Regions from separate parts of the Homo sapiens genome. Here region 2 is linked to region 1. Evidence: read pairs that join two places in POLR2A ChIA-PET (ENCODE). Cell type or tissue: B cell. All regions are shown on one strand. Each heading gives the region's core, and the rest is flanking DNA. Links, peaks and the distances in the headings are about the cores only. Region 1 has its middle 4.7 kb from the start of MEN1. Region 2 overlaps POLA2 (DNA polymerase alpha 2, accessory subunit).

Evidence for each region. ChIA-PET counts read pairs that join two places held together with the same protein. Peaks named below come from ENCODE experiments on the same cell type or tissue, not always from the same donor. Only the 100,000 strongest peaks of a DNase experiment are listed, where the experiment ranks them.
Region 2: POLR2A ChIA-PET joins it to region 1 with 7 read pairs; 2 of 35 experiments call an interaction of 5 or more read pairs at or near these places.

What each region holds. Positions count from the first base shown.
Region 1 is chr11:64,813,804-64,816,607 of GRCh38, reverse strand. No RefSeq gene overlaps it. Among named protein-coding and RNA genes, the nearest start is that of MEN1, 4.7 kb to the right of the region's middle. RefSeq lists an enhancer at 1,723-1,832. In B cell, for the core only: no CTCF peak of the experiment used is centred there; a DNase peak (open chromatin) is centred at 1,787.
Region 2 is chr11:65,295,469-65,298,272 of GRCh38, reverse strand. It overlaps POLA2 (DNA polymerase alpha 2, accessory subunit), which reads right to left. Exons shown (of 18, transcript NM_002689.4): 16 at 2,674-2,733; 17 at 2,283-2,409; 18 at 1-1,153. The coding sequence ends at 1,004. It overlaps LOC105369344 (a long non-coding RNA gene), which reads left to right. Exons shown (of 3, transcript XR_007062727.1): 3 at 2,649-2,804. Among named protein-coding and RNA genes, the nearest start is that of CDC42EP2, 18 kb to the left of the region's middle. In B cell, for the core only: no CTCF peak of the experiment used is centred there; no DNase peak of the experiment used is centred there.

The DNA of each region.
Region 1 (2,804 bases), core at 297-2,796:
CCCAGGCTTCAGTGCAGTGGCGTGATCATGGCTCACTGCATCACTGCAGCCTCCAGCTCCTGGGCTCAAGTGGTCCTCCAGTCTCAGCCTCCTGACCTGAGTAATCGGGACCACAGGTGTGAGCACTTGGCTAACTTTTGGGGTTGTTAGAGACAGGGTTTCACTATATTGCCCAGCCTGGTCTTGAACTCCAGGACTCAAACGATCCTCTTGCCTCAGCTTCCCAAAGTGCTGGGATTACAGGCATGAGCCACTGTGCCCGGCTTCTTACTTTTAAAAATGTAGCTACTTAAATTAGCTGGGCATGGTGGCACACACCTATAATCCCAGCTACTCAGGAGGCTGAGGCAGAATTGCTTGAACCCAGGAGGCGGAGGTTGTAGTGAGCCAAGATCGTGCCAATGCACTCCAGCCTGGGCGACAGAGTGAGACTGTGTCTCAAAAAAAAAAAAAAGTAGCTGCTAGAAATGCCAAAATCGTATTGTGGCTCATGTTATATTTCTGTTGAAAGCTCTGCTCTAGATCTTTTCTTTGCCAATAATGACAACCCCCTCCCCATAATTTCAATCTCAAGCATCCTACTCTCTCTTTTTTTTTTTTTTTTTTTGAGACAGAGTCTCGTTCTGTCACCCAGGCTGGAGTGCAGTGGAACGATCTCAGCTCACTGCAACCTCCGCCTCCCGGGTTCAAGCGATTCTCCTGCCTCAGCTTCCCGAGTAGCTGGGATTACAGGCGCCCACCACCACCCCCGGCTAATTTTTCAACCGCCTCAGTTAAGTGCTGGGATTACAGGTGTGAGCCACTGCCCCTGGCCAAGCATCCTACTCTCTAACCAACACCACTCTCTTTCCAGCCCACTCTAGCACCCCAACTCGAATTGACGGTTGACCCCACAGAAACCTGCAATCCATTGATATTACTACACATTTGCTGTCTGTCACCCTTCTCTTGTCCTTACATGCCTCCTCACACAGCCTACATTCCAGGTCAATCATTAATCATGACTGCTTTGGCCAGGTGCAATGGCTCATGCCTGTAATCCCAACACTTTGGGAGGCCGAGGCAGATGGATCACCTGAAGTCAGGAGTTTGAGACCACCCTGGCCAACATGGCAAAGCCCTGTCTCTACTAAAAATACAAAAATTAGCCGGGCATGGTGGCGGGCACCTGTAATTCCAGATACTCGGGAGGCTGAGGCAGGAGAATCACATGAATCCGGGAGGTGGAGGTTGCAGTGAGCTGAGATTGTGCCACTGCACTGCAGCCTGGGAGACAGAGGGAGACTCCATCTCAAAAAAAATAAAAATAAAAATAAAAAAACAATAGAAAAATAAAAACAAACAAAAACCCTACTGCTTTGCATGCATGCGTGTATTCTTTAGCAAATATTTGTTGAACACCTATTATGTGCCAGACACTATTCTAGGCCCAGGGGACACATCAGTGAACACGGCAGACACATTTCCTGTCCTGTAGAGCTTATCTTCTGGTGGTAGGGGACAAACAATAAATAAATCAGGCCAGGCATGGTGACTCATTCCTGTAATCCCAGCACTTCGGAGGCTGAAGTGGAAGGACCACCTTGAGCCCAGGAGGTCAAAGCTGCAGTGAGCCATGGTTGCACTACTGCACACCAGCCTGGGCAACAGAGCGAGACCTGTCTCAAAACAGAGAAACAAAGTGGTCATATCATATGTTAGAATAGTGGTTCTCAAGCTGGGGCTATTTTGGCATCCCAGGGGACATTTGGCAACATCTGGAGACATCTTTAGTTGTCCCCACTGCGGGAGCTGAACTGGTGGCATCCAGTGGGTAGAAACCACAGATGCTGCTCGTCATCCTACAATGCACAGGACAGCCCCAGTCACAGAATTACCCGACCTCAAGCGTCAACAGTGCCTCCTTCCAGAGCCCCTGTCTAGAAGGTGTTAATGCTAACAAAGCAAACAAACAAACAACAACAACAACAACAAAAAAAACGTAGAGCGGGCTGGCCGCGGTGGCTCATGCCTGTAATCCCAGCACTTAGGGAGGCTGAAGTGGGCGGATCACCTGAGGTCAGGAGTTTGAGACCAGCCTGGCCAACATGGCAAAACCCCATCTCTCCAAAAAAACACAAAAATTAGCCAGGTGTGGTGGCGTGCACCTGAAGTGCACCTGAAGAGGCCGAGGCAGGAGAATTGCTTGAACCTGGGAGGCAGAGGTTGCGGTGAGCCAAGGTCGAGCCACTGCACTCCAGCCTGTGTGACAGGGTGAGACTCCGTTTCAGAAAAACAAAACAAAAAGAAAAAAAATATATAAAGCAGGGTTGAGGGATGGATAGAGGAATTTCGAGTGGAGGGTGTGATTTGAAGTAGAATGGTCAGGTCTGTGTCAGCCTTTTTGAGGTGACGTTTGAGCAATATTGTGAAGGTGGGGAACCCGGTAGACATCTGGAGAGAAGATGGTAACCCACTGGGCTTCCTATTTCACTGAGAAAATCTAATTACCCACCACATATGCCCAGGTAGTAGGCCTTCTTTCCAGTCCTTGCGAATAAACTGCCTGTGCTCCTAGCCAAGGCCAAACCTGCCACTCAAGAATGCATTCCCACTCTCTGTCCAAGGCCATCGCTCCCGCAATTCTCTTATTAACCAGCAATAATCTATTTGACCCCCCTCTTCTCTAGCTATTTAATGCACTCTCATTTTCCTCCTTCCCTTTGCTGCAAAGATCCCAAAAGACTTCTGTATTATCACTGTCTCCAATTTCTTTCCTCCCATTGGTCCTGAGCCCAAGCCTACAAGACTTTTGCTCCCAAAGA
Region 2 (2,804 bases), core at 99-2,598, 480 kb before region 1:
GAACAGCCCAGCGAGGCGGCCCCCTCCAGATGGAGAGGTCAGGCTGGGACCACAGCATGCATGTGAGGAACTGCGCAGGGAGGCCCAGGCATGCAGCCAGTTGCTTGCTCTGCAGCCCAGCTCTAGGGCCCACCCAGTGCACCTCTGCAGCATAGAGGTCACTGGGGCCTTTGGGGGATGAGGAGTGGGGCTGAGAGTTACCCACTGGACAGGACTGGGGCTGGATAGAAACCCAGTGTGACTGACACTCTGCCTTCTCTGGACATAGGTCAAATAGGCAACATTCTTTGTCTACTACCAGGATAAAGAAAATAGAAGAAAGGGGCCGGGCGCGGTGGCTCACGCCTGTAATCCCAGCACTTTGGGAGGCTGAGGCGGACAGATCACAAGGTCAGGAGATCGAGACCATCCTGGCTAACATGGTGAAACCCCATCTCCACTAAAAATACAAAAAATTAGCCAGGCGTGGTGGTGGGTGCCTGTAGTCCCAGCTACTCAGGAGGCTGAGGCAGGAGAATGGCATGAACCCGGGCGGCAGAGCTTGCAGTGAGCCGAGATCTCACCACTGCACTCCAGCCTGGGCGACAGATCGAGACTCCGTCTAAAAACAAAATAAATAAATAAAAGAAAATAGAAGAAAGGTCAAACTCAGAAGTCACACTCAGAATTTAATTTCTCCAAAAGTTGTTTCTGTGTTTGATTCATGTAGAAAATCACAAAGCCTTCTCGCCTTTTCTGAGTGGGCGGGATCCACAGCTGGCTTACTTCTGGACACGGAGCATGGACTGAGAAGCAAGAGCTTCCTTCCAGGAGAGGCACCACTCAGAGGCAGGCCCGGCTGCACAAGTCCTCCCTGCTGGGCCTGGTCACTGCAGCTGCCCCTCCCTGGCTGGCTCCTCTCTCCTTTCCCACCCAACTGTTCACCTTGTCACAGGGCTATGTCTTGGCTCTTGGCTAAGACTTTAAGGGCCCACACAGCAGAGAACAGCAGAGGACAGAAGCCTCAGATCCTGACGACCTGCACAGCAATGCATGGGCTCTGCCTCTCTGCCCCGTCCGCTGCCGGCCTCCTAAGGTAGAGTCGGGCGAAGGTGCCTCCCACCTGCCCTTTGGTAAGGCGCCCAGGGTTCACACAGACACAGCCGAGGACATCCTGGGGAGGAGAGGAGAGGTGACAGGTTTGGAGAGCCTCAACTAACTGGGAACCAATGTGAAAAAGAAGTGCCATCACATGGCTGGACCCCAAAGAGGGTTTTAGAAAATGGAAACGAAGGCAACCAAATCACCAGACACATTTTCAGTCACTTTTTTTTTTTTTTTTTTTGAGATGGAGTCTCGCTCTGTTGCCCAGGCTGGAGTGCAGTGGTGAGATCTCAGCTCACTGCAGCCTCGACCTCCCGGGTTCCAGCGATTCTCCTGCCTCAGGCTCCCAGGTAGCTTGGATTACAGGCACCCACACCACCATGCCTGGCTAATTTTTGTATTTTTAGTAGAGATGGGGTTTTACCATGTTGGCCAGGCTGGTCTCAGACTCCTGACCTCAGGTGATCCACCCACCTCGGCCTCCCAAAGTGCTGGGATTACAATTGTCAACCACTGCGCCCGGCCTCAGTCACATATGTTAACTTGTCACTAGAAAGCTTTGAATTCCTTTTAAGTCTTTCAAACAGAAGAATGAGGTGACTTGGCAGAATGACAATCAGCTCCTAAACTTGGAGACAAACCTGATCTAGCTGTTTACTGCTTTCTCATGTGAAAAACTTTTTTTTAACCTCTTGAGATTGAACTAACTCTTGTTTGGCAAGAGGGGGACTGGTCTAGGCAGATTCCTTGTAAGGGACCTAACTCCAAGGCAGGCAGGGCTAAAGGGTGGCAGAGATCAAAATGACCCAATAGCTTCTTCAAGGTATTCCCAGCTGAGCCCACTTGGAGGTCATATCAGAATTTGGGAGGCAGAGGACAGGCAAGTGTACATATGAAATCTTCCCCAGGTCACCTCTATGTGGCCTGGTGAAAGCCCTCATTTGAGGGCCTTCCTAGTCATCTGGGCTCTCGTTCTCTTGGGGAGGGAGGAGAGGACACTGTTTACTCAAGCATTTTACTGACAGAGTTGTTTGTTTTCTGGTCCCACCACCTCCCCAAAGAAACAAGGCCACAGGGCAGGGTGCTAGAGGCCCCATCCCCATCAGCTGACCCATGAGGGGTGAGTGCCGGGTGGTCTAGAAGGGAAAGTCAAAGACTGGGTTCTGGTGTTTCTGGGAAAAAGCAGAGTTCAAACCTACCTTCACGAAGTACCTCAGCTCTGACGGGATGATGAGGACATCTGGGGTGACAGGCAGCTGTGCGTAAACATAGAACGACTCATAGTCAATGGCCATGTCTTCTTGGGGCGGGTAGAGTGGGTAGTAGCTACAGAGACAGAGAGAAATTGTCAGCACTAGCTGACCGGGGGGCCCCCTTCTCAGACAGAGTCCCCCTAGGTACTGGCTTTCGTGCTGCTGGCATCCACAGACCGACTTTTTCTCTGTGTGTGTGGGGCAGAATGCAGGCTTGTCATCACAGGGTAAAGTTCCCTGCTGGTAGCCTGGTGAAGGCTCTTACAGTCATGCTTGTCATAGCTCCATGACCCCAAGGCACTCTCTCCACAGTCAGGGGTCCCAGCGGCAAGCTCACCTCCTCTGGGTCAAGATGTGCTTGAGTATTCGGCTGAATCTGTCTGAAGTTCCGGAAGAACTGGGAAAGAAAAGAAAGCATGAAAACAGAACTCTGTTTTTCAGCCCATTTCTCTTCAGGGAGGACTGGAG